Regions from separate parts of the Mus musculus genome. Here region 2 is linked to region 1. The links are chromatin loops, found by intact Hi-C in ENCODE. Cell type or tissue: left cerebral cortex. All regions are shown on one strand. Each heading gives the region's core, and the rest is flanking DNA. Links, peaks and the distances in the headings are about the cores only. Region 1 has its middle 55 kb from the start of Ppfia2. Region 2 overlaps Ppfia2 (protein tyrosine phosphatase, receptor type, f polypeptide (PTPRF), interacting protein (liprin), alpha 2).

Region 1 (5,390 bases), core at 211-5,210:
TCATCCTTACAAAATGTCCTGAAGTGGGTTAATTAATTAAACTCTTTTTGTTCTCGAAGGAAGAAAGACTGAAAGACAAGTACAGACAGAGAATCTGGATTTGTCTATCCATAATCTTGACTCCAAGTAGCAAACGGATGTGTCAATATACATTTCATCATCTTTCTGACTTTAAACGAGTAAGTGGTTTTCAATACCTCGATATTAAAAGTAATGCCACATCATTAATCTTTGTCAGAATATTTGTTGTCCTCAATAGGATAACAGAAAAGAACACTGTAGGTCAAAGGGTATGTATTATTGCTAAAGACATTTTTTTATAAAATGGCTGAAATGAAATTGCTTCCCAGAAAGAAGGTTCTTGGCTCTGTTCCAAGCACGAGTGAGTGCCAAACCTGAGGGCTTACGCCTCACTCTCATTCTTGAATCTTTGTGTTTTCTATATTCGTTGCTCATATAATATTTATTATATCAGCTATGATTACCATTTTAAAATAAGAGAAGGTGTGATTTCAGAAATTGCTTTGTGAGAGCCTCTCAAGTATTACTGCACTCTTTTCATTCTGATGTAATATTTCCCTTGAGTAAACTTTGCCTCTCATTTTATTTATTCTGGTTTTGCATTTGTTTGAGATTTAATTCATGAATATAACGTTTTTGCTCACATTCTTCTCCATTCTCTCCCAGTCGGGTACTGTCCTTTTCTACCATTTTACCCTTTCAAATTTCTGAGTTCAAAAGCAACAACAACAACAAAAGCCTACTTAGTGTTGCCAGTATGTGCATGCTGCATGAGCATGAGACAATCTATATTAATATACAGGAATATAAGTAACCTATCAATGACTGGTTCTTTGATGAAATCCAAGTGTTCTCGCCCAAGTAGCCATAAACTGCTAATATCTTCTCAGCCAGAGGTGGGAATTTTTGAGCTCATTTTCTATTGTATAAATTGTAGAGGAATTTTAATCCTGCAAACAAGGCTGCTTTGGTAAGGAATCACATACACAGACTTATGTCTGTGTGATCTAATTGGAAGACAGAGACGCCACCTTTAATCCCTCTTGCTGGAATGCAGACATGCCCTTAGAATATACTTTTACTGCCAAACAATATAAGTCGGGATAGTTTTTAGATGAAAACAGTCCTGTTTGAAATCAATGTCTAAATGAGGGGCAAAATGACAAATCAGAAAGAGATTTGACAGAATAAGTCAGAGATTGGATATGCCTAATTTTCATGAGAACAGCACAGAGAAGCTTTCAAAAAGCAGTGCAGTCAGTTGGGAGTCAGTGCAGTGTGTGCAGTGCAGGGGAGTTGAGTTCCTTAGTGAGTTCATGCAGGTCAGGGCAGGTCAGCAGAGGCAGCTGAAGCCAGAGCATAAGAAGGAGCCAGATGATTAGAACAAGTTGCCAGAGTTAGTTTGAGGCCAAGTGGAACAATTCAATGACAAGCCCCTATTTGGGGCAGCATCAAGTGAAATACATTTTATGTTTACATGTATATGTTTTTGGAAACTTCTATACTAGCATGTTTTTATACAGGTACTTTAAAAGACTGTAGTGCTAGTTACCCACCTACCTACACACACACACACACACACACACACACATACAACTTAACTAGCATGTTTTTATACAGCTACTTTACAAGACTGTAGTGCTAGATACCCACTTACCTACACACACACACACACACACAACTTAACCTGCTCTGTTCCATTATTCCCCTTCCCATCTTCAAATCACTTATATTCTATCCCCTGCCTATGAAATTCTCCATGGCCCCTTATTAGCTTCCTGTCTTCCATGGGCACATATCAAAAGAGTGAAGCTAGCATCCACTTATCAGGGAACATGTACCACATCTGGCTTTCTGGGTCTTAGTTGACTCCCTGGGAATGATTATCACTAACTCACCCATTTATGTTTATTTTTCTTTTACAGCTGAATGAAATTCTGTATATATACCACATTTCATTTATCTGTTTATCAGTTAATGGACATCTAGGTAGTCTCAAGTTCTTGGCTATTGTGAATAGAGTAGAAATGAACATGGAGGAGCAATTATCTCTGTAGTAGGTTATAAAATCCTTTGTTTATGCTCAAAAGTGGATAGCTGGATCATATGGTAAGTCTATTTTCAGTTTTGTGAGGAACCTCCACACTGATTTACATAGTGGCTATACTAGTTTACACTCCCACCAGCAGTGACTAACTGCTCCCCCTCCACGGACAGACATCCACACCAACATCTGTGGTGCTTTGTTTCTTTGCTCTTTATCATTCTGACTGGGGGAAGATAAAAATCTCAAAGTAATTTTCATTATCATTTTTCCTATGACTTATGATGTTAAGCATTTTTACAAATGTTCTCCATTAAATTTAAATTTGTCAGCCGTTTATGTTTTCTCTTTTGAGAACTCTTTTAAAATCACGGCCCAGTTTTAATTAGGTTGTTTGTTTTCTTCATGTCTAATTTTTGTTTTTTAGCTCTGTGTATATTCTAGAATCTAATCCTGTTGTTTTTAATATGAAATCACAAATGTCTGATTTATCAAATGAAGAATCAGGAGCCAGATACTGTGGTGAAAGCCTGATAGTTCAGAGAGGCAGAGAACGCACCCAGCTGACCTTCCTACTCCAGTGATACCGAGGAAGAAAAATGCCCTTTCTCCTTCTTCACACTGTCTTAAATACCCTTTCACTCAAAGACCCTTCTGTCTCTTTCCTGAGTTTTCCTGTGTTCACTCACTCTCAACTGGTTGCTTGCTTTGCCTGTCATTGACTTTATTTAGCTCTTGTTTACATAGAGCTCTTGGGCTAAAGGTGTATGCTAGAGCTGAGGGACACCACAAAGCCTTGTTTACACTAAACAGATAGCTCTTGGATTAAAGGAGTCTGTAAGTGCTGAGCTATATCACTAGAAACAGATTTTACCCTGTTCACCATCTCAGGGTTCACGAGATGGTCCAATATCCTGCAACATAACCCTCTGGCAGATGTAAAGCCATTTTCCCATTCTCTGGGCTGCCTCATCACACAAGCCATGGTACCCTTTAATGGGCATAAATGATTTTGCAGGGATAAACTCTTATGCACAGTGTGAAAGCATTCACTTGTCAATAAAAGTCTGATGATCACTGAGGGGGAGCGAGTAGGTAAGACATCATATGAAACTGGGGAGAGGTAACTAACCAGCAACACGACAGACATAAAATGGTGTAAGGGGGTTGATGTACATTAAGAGTTACTTGGGGAGCAAGTCTAAGCTAGAGCCAAAGTCATAAATACATAGATAATTCTCCATGTCCTTATCCGGGAGCTGGGACAGGCTTAGAAAAATCCCAAGTAATTATACATTTTAATTTCATAAGGCTCCATTTATTAGCTGCTGATATCGATATCTATGATGTCTAGGCTGTCTCCATTTCTTGCCTATTGTGAATAGAGCAGCGTTACTGTGGATGAGATATTTATCTCTGTAATAAGATGTAGCATTGTTTGGGTATCTGCCAAGGAACGGTAGTACCTGTTCACAAAATAACTTCTAGCTTCGGCGGGGATGGAGGGGTGGGGTGGGGGAGTGGGAGGTGGTGTTCATATCACTTTTCACAGTAGTTTCAACACACCCAACACTAAGTGGTCTCCTTTCCTCAATTCAATGTCAATATTCCTTGTCATTAAAATATATATATATATATATTTATCTTAGGCACTCTGACCAGGACACAGTGGCATTTTAAAGTAATTTTAATGTTTATCTCTCTGATGGCTAAGGATGCTTAGCCTTGATCCTTTAAAACATAGTTTTCATACTTTTGCATTTATTAAGAACTCTTTGTTTAGCTACAGATCTTACTTTTTAATTAGATTGTTTGTTTTCTTGGTGTGTACTTTTTTCCCCTTTGTATATTCTAGACTTTAATCCTATGTCAGATTTGTAGCAAGGAAATCTTTTCCCAGTTCTTCTCTCCTCGAGGGAGTTTGTTCCCAGGGAGTGGGTTTGGGGAGTTTATTTCTTCTTCTGCTTCCAGTTGGCTCTCTTTTGTGTTTGTGGCTAAAGATGTGATGCCTCAATTTACTGCTTCAGTTACCTGCTGTCATGCATGCCTCTCCCTGAAATTATGAATCTCTCCTTTGAAATCATAACCCAAAATAAAGTCTTCTGTAAAAAGAAGCCAGCTCTCTAGGCTGACTCTTCATACAAATGATGTTGTTTTCACTTGTGCCCTTCCCCCAGCCTTGAGCAGGCTAAAAGACCTTAATTATTTGCCACAGTTGGTCTTCCTTGACCTAACCCACCTAGGGTGGAGTCTTCCAAGGTAGGTGGAAGTCTTCTGCTTTGTCACACTTGCAGTTTCCTGCAGGAGCAGACTGCCTGCTGAGCTTGCTTTGCAACATTGTCCAACTGAAACAAAGCAACATAGTCCAACCCAAACAAAGGATGGGTGTGTGGGGTTTTCCCTATATAAACACAGAGCTGAAAATTAAACTTTGAGCTTTGATCAGAAAACTTTGTCTTGGCTTCATCCTTCTCTAGTTCACCCATCCTTTTTCATTTCCAGCCTCCCTTTCAGGTACCCAGTTCTCCATAGCTGCTGGACAGCTACATTACTATGCAGATTCTTTTTAATTTCACAAAGGTGCATTTGTTATTTGATTCATTTTCCCCTAGCTGGGCTGCCTTGTCTGGCCTCAGTGGGAGAGGATGCTCTTTGACCTGATGAGACCTAATATGCCAAGATAGGTTGTTAGCTGGAATCAGAAGGAGGTTCCATTTCTCTGAGGAGAATAAGGGGGAGAATACAGGGAAGGAGATTTAAGGGGTACTGGGAGGAGAGGACTGAGGGGACTGCAGTCAGGATGTAAAATTAATAAATTAATTAATGAAAAAAGGGAAGAATTAATATTGAGAAACTGGCCATTCTACCAAAAAGCTACATACACATTGAATATAATCTTCATCAAAATTTCAATGTAATTATCCTAAGAATTTGAAAAGAAATCATAAAATTCATATGGAAACACATAAGATCAAGGATAGCTAAACAGCCCAACTATCCTGAAAATGAAAATACCAGTGTTGCTATCACCATCCCTGATATCAAAGTATAGTATAGAACTATATCATCAAAAGAACATGGTACTGAAAAGCATAATGAAACATTGATCAGCAAGATAGAATCGAGGTTTTATTATCTGAAACTATAATTGTTCTCAATGATAATATTATGAGTCTATTTTTCTTATTATGGCTTCTTTGAGTTTATCTCTCTATCATGGATATTTCTAACATTTTGTTACAATCCCAGCCCCGCCCCCACCCCACATCCCTCTTCCCCTCCACATGGACACACACACACATAAGTAGCCTGATGGCTATACAAA
Region 2 (5,390 bases), core at 237-5,236, 94 kb after region 1:
AATGCACAAGGAATCCAACAAAACTTAAACAAAAGCAGAAAAAAAAAATGCAAGTCCCTCAAAAGCACCATTATCTTGATAGAAATTTTGTCACCAATATTTTTCTATGGCCCGATTGTGGCAATTAAATAAAATACTCTCAAGCAAAGTGTTCAAGTTGGTGATCTCTAATTTGAAAACGATGAATGTTAAAATGCTTTAACTGAAATATTTGAAGCACCAACACCGCAAGGGAAAACCTCCACAAATGAAAATTTATTTTATGTATGCGTATTTTAAATAATGTTTAAAATAACATATAGGCTGTATGTATTAGTTCCTTGTTAAATGGTAAAGTTTGTGGTTTAGATTTTGGTTTAGTTCCATGAGAGTCCACATATTTGGTGTCATTCCTACTAAGCCTCAGTTTGACTTGGATCTTGAACTAAGATGCCTCATATTAACACATTCCAGAGAGAGAGAGAGAGGAGAGAGAGGAGAGAGAGAGGGAGGAGAGGAGAGAGAGGGGAGAGAGAGAGAGAGAGAAGAGAGAGAGAGAGAGAGAGAGAGAGAGAGAGAGAGAGAGAGAGAGAGAGAGAGAGAGAGAGAGAGAGAGAGAGAGGAGGGTCCAATCGTTGCCATCAGTGATACTCATTATGTGTACGTATTTCATAGGCAGACCCAACCACATTTTTTTATACATGTCATTTTCAGCTCTTTTTCCCCAAAACATATTTTATAATCAGTAAGAGGCTTTGCTCAAACCACTTCATTTCCTAATTAAAGGATTCTGTTGAACGCAACTGTTTCTGCACAGAACATAGTGACAGTTAAGAGATTTGGTTACATTTGAAATTTTAGTCATGGCACATGCAGCCGGTGTTTTCTCACAAGCCACTCCTGAACTTCTTTCTTTTCAAAACAGAATTATGGTTGATCTCTAAAAGTCGTGACTACCAGACATTAAATGGCACTGGGATTTTGAAATGTGCTAGATCTAAATGTAATTAGAATGTTCACAGGACAAATATTGTTTATCAAACAACTCATGTTGTGTTGTGCCTCAGCACGATTCTGTATATGTCTGAAATAGGAATATTTTAGTAAATTAAGGTAATTTTATGCTAGGATTTGTAAAAATAACATAGTTCAATTGCTAGTGAAAATTGATAACCCTAATGCAAAATGGCTTTTTTCCTTCATGTTGTATGTGTATGTCTATTACAATTATGTTAAATGTCAAATCTAATTCTATTCTCTTTTAAGATATATGATTAGATTTGTTTCATATACAAATTTAATTTATCTAGATAAATATATTATGCTGAAATGTTTTAACTCCCATAATTACATTCATCTTAATCTTACATGACATTACAAGGCGAACATTATAGAAAAGGATGTGCAACACTGACGTGAAATTTAGTTTTCTGTTTCAGGAAAACACTGCTAAGGGGCAATCATGAGAGGGGAAGATATTAAAGTCAAATAATAGGGAGGAAGAATTAGAAAACAAAGCTCATGCTGGGGACAGAAGTGGGATTAGGTTAAAATACAAGTTGTTTACAGTAATTCTGGAAACTTAGAACATTCCGTTTCAAGAAAAGAAGTGAGCTGTAGCTTTGCATTAGAGCGCAGGACACTGAGTGTGATTTCTTAACAACAGCAGATCTGAGGCTTGTCATAAATATTTTTATGTGTCCAATACTAATGTATATTATTTCTTTCAAGTTGATAAGATACAATGTGTCCATGTTCAGTGTGTTGTTTTCATAGATAGTGCTCCCTTCTACATTCTTAAAATGATAAAACAAAAAAAAAAATACCCACTGAATTTAGCAGAAACAATAATTTCCTGGCCATACTCATCTTGGCAATGGTTGACCATTATATGTAAAGAAAATCTGGCTTACACACTTGAAAATATTATCACGTTATGTTTCTCCCAGGTGCTGAAATTCCAGCTAGAATAAATGCTAAGCTAGGGGCAGCCTGTGAGCATAATTGCGGTACACAGCAGCAACTTCTGCTCTTCTCACAGCTTCAGCGTTGATGGGATGACATTAAGACTCAGGACTTAAACAAATGAAATATAATGTGTAGAAACTGTTCAAACATTTAACAGACTTTTCTCCAAATGTATTGAGTGGGAAGTCACTTTGCACACATTTAAAACTCTCCTTGCCTTTTAGTTTCAGTGAGATTTCCCACTATAAAAATGCTCTAAAAATCTGAAGTTAGACCAGATGTCTTTTAAGAGCCCTTCTGGTTCTAAAATTATGATGCAGCGATCTTGTAGAACATGGTGATTTCGTTTTACTGGCACAACAGCTGAGCGGTCTACACTGCCAGGCAACCCTCAGAGAGCTTCTCACCACCCCTTTCATCTTCAGCCTCAGTTACCACCTCTTTGTCCATCTGTGTAACATTCCTAGGCCAGGTCTGTCTTGCTTTCAAGGTTTTTCTTTCAGATAACTGCACACCCTGGGTTTAATTTCCTCCCATCTCTTCAAATTTCTCACGCAGTACCACACTATGACAATTCACCAGTATTCTATTTTCTGCATCTGTGTGATGGTTTAGGCAGAAGCTAGTAAGCTGATATCTAAATAAATCTGGAGCTGCTTTGAGTCACTCATGATATGATATTTTCCTCACATTTTAAAAAGATTGTGAAAGATGAAAACACCAGCACTGTCTCGGGATACATGAAAATTGTATGGAGCACAGACTCATACAGTAGTGTCAGGACTCGGCTCTGCTCATCCACTTATGCATTCTCTCTGGCTGCTACTCATGCAGAGCTGAGTCATTGCAACAGAGACCATGTGGCCCACATTGCCTAAAATAATTATCTGGGTCACCACAGAAAACCTTTTCTGATTCCATATTGAGACTTTCATTCTGTCCCAGTGCCCCTTGGCTTCTTAAAATACTGTCTCTTCCAATGAGGAAGATTCTTAACTGAAATAAGGCTCTGTTCCCTTGTATGTTACCAACCTGTTCTCTTCAGGATGTTCAGAGTAAACCTCATTCTTTCATAGGCAAACTTTCATTATCTCTGTCCTGGTTGTCAGCACATAATTAATTGTCCATCTGGCAAAGTTTCTTACTTAAGCCAAGCCTTCTCAATCTTAAGAACATTTGCTATCTGACCTCTGGGTATATTACTTGTAGAAATCTGAAACCCAGAAGCAATGTCAAAATGTGGAAAACATCAAAACAGAAAAAGCCCTCATATATTAATTGCTAGATAGTACACAGTTTTAATCCCTGTGTACTACAAGCTACCTGGGGGCAAAGACAGAGAGATTGCTACGTTCGAGCCAGCCTGGGCTATAAAGAAAATTTCAGGATCAGAATTTGCCCAAAAGTCAAAACAAATAAACAAACAAACAAAAAAGTGCCTTTAGGACAACTTTCTTCTGATACATCTTCATTACTTTCAGATATTAATTATACAATAACTTATTCAGAACAGTATTTATAGAAAGACTTCTAATATTTTTTAAAAGAGGGATATTTTTTGTTTGTTTCTTCAAAAGAAATGGAAAGAATATTCTCTCTCTCTCTCTCTCTCTCTCTCTCTCTCTCTCTCTGTGTGTGTGGTGTGTGTGTGTGTGTGTGTGTGTGTGTGTGTGTGTGTGTTTGTGTATGTTTTCCAATTAAGACATAGTTTAACATTTGTTGAATAAATTTTAGTTTAGAAATGTAATTTCAAGAATCTAGAGAGATAGTTTAGCCTTGGTCATATGTGAAGTGTCTAAAAATCTCAGTAAGGCAGTTTATATCTATAGTTCTAGCACTTGGGAGATAAAGACAAGCACATCTTTGGATTTCTTAGTCTGCTGAAGGAAATCAGTTAACTCCAGATCAATAAGAGACCCTCTCTAATGAAATAAGATGGGCAGGAATACAGAAAGATATCCAATGTCTTGCAATGATCTGGATACCAACAGACCCGCACATATATGCACACACACACACACACACGCACACACACACACACTCAGGCACGTACACTCCTCTCCTCTCCTCTACTCCACTCCACTCCATATAAAAAAAGTAGAAATTCGGTCATGAATAGTTTATACTTGATATTAAATGTGACTTTTAAAAGGAAGGGGTACAGCTCCCAGTGCCATCCCTCCCTTTCACACTGAGATACCAACTATTGATAGAATCTGGGATGGGAAGAAATTATCGTCTTTGAGATGTGCAATCACTGAAAAGCCCAGGAGGCTCCAGCACCTAGTTGCAAATCCATAGTCACACAGGTGACTTTGATTAACCTCTGCGGGTCAAGACCATGAGAAAGGACCGAAGGAGCTGAAGGAGCTTGTAGCCCCATAGGAACAACAATATGAACCAACCAGTACCCCCAGAGCACCCAGGGACTAAACCACCAACCAAAGAGTACACATGGAGGGACCTGTGGCTCCAGCTGCATATGTAGCAGCAGATGGCCTTGTTGGACATCATTGGGAGGAGAGGCTCTTGGTCCTGTGAAGGTTCTATGTCCCAGTGTAGGGGAATGCCGGGGCAGGGAAGCTGAAGTGGGTGGGTTGGTGAACAGGGGAGGGGGGATGGGAGAGGGGGTTTTCAAAGGGGAAACCAGGAAAGAGGACAGCATTTGAAATGTTTTTATTAGATATAAAGAAAATATCTAATAAAAAAAAGAAGAGGAGAGATAGCAGCAGGCAGCAGATGAGGACCTGAGAGCACTCTGTGTGCATTCAGTACATGTGTGAAACATGATAAAAAAGAAAGGAGTCAATTTAAACTTCAAATCTAAACTTACCTAGATAGTGTTTAGACTGTTGTCCTGAACTGATAGTATAGGCTTTACTTTGTTTTCTTCTCTCTTCCCTATCCAGAGAGGAAGTCTCTCTCTCTAGACAGCCAAGATTGGTCCCAAATTTATAATCTTTCTGCGTCAACATTCTAATGTTGGAAACTATAGCAGGTGTTAGGATGTCTGGCTACACGAACTTCTCCTCTGTAAAGACTAAATAGCATTATGGCCATCTTAGGCCCTAACAGCTTCAAGCCAAATATTTTACTGTTAAAAATCCAATACATATGTACAAAAATTAAAGCATTTCAGTAATATATATAATTAATATTGCAGCTTTTATTAATATTTGATAACTTTAATGACAATATTTGATCTGTTTGAATATTTCTAAAACTCATATTCCAGATTGTGTACAAATAAAATTTCAAAAACAAGAAAGACTCATTATTACTAGCTAGTGTCAGGATAGTTAGTACAAAAACAAATATTTTTGCAAATGCATTGATGTTACATGTCATTTATTTTCTTTTAAAAATCTAAGGTTTTATAAAAGAAGGTGTAATTAAGGCACCTAATTGATTTGTACTCAAAAAATTCTTTCTCTACATGCTTA

The links. Peaks named below come from ENCODE experiments on the same cell type or tissue, not always from the same donor. Only the 100,000 strongest peaks of a DNase experiment are listed, where the experiment ranks them.
Region 2: it touches region 1 in a loop (15-fold over the local background); 2 of 42 quality-filtered maps call a loop at or near these places.

What each region holds. Positions count from the first base shown.
Region 1 is chr10:106,413,002-106,418,391 of GRCm38, forward strand. No RefSeq gene overlaps it. Among named protein-coding and RNA genes, the nearest start is that of Ppfia2, 55 kb to the right of the region's middle. In left cerebral cortex, for the core only: no CTCF peak of the experiment used is centred there; a DNase peak (open chromatin) is centred at 2,197.
Region 2 is chr10:106,507,222-106,512,611 of GRCm38, forward strand. All of the region lies in intron 2 of Ppfia2 (protein tyrosine phosphatase, receptor type, f polypeptide (PTPRF), interacting protein (liprin), alpha 2), which reads left to right. Among named protein-coding and RNA genes, the nearest start is that of Ppfia2, 40 kb to the left of the region's middle. In left cerebral cortex, for the core only: no CTCF peak of the experiment used is centred there; DNase peaks (open chromatin) are centred at 2,310 and 2,690; H3K27ac peaks cover 680 bases.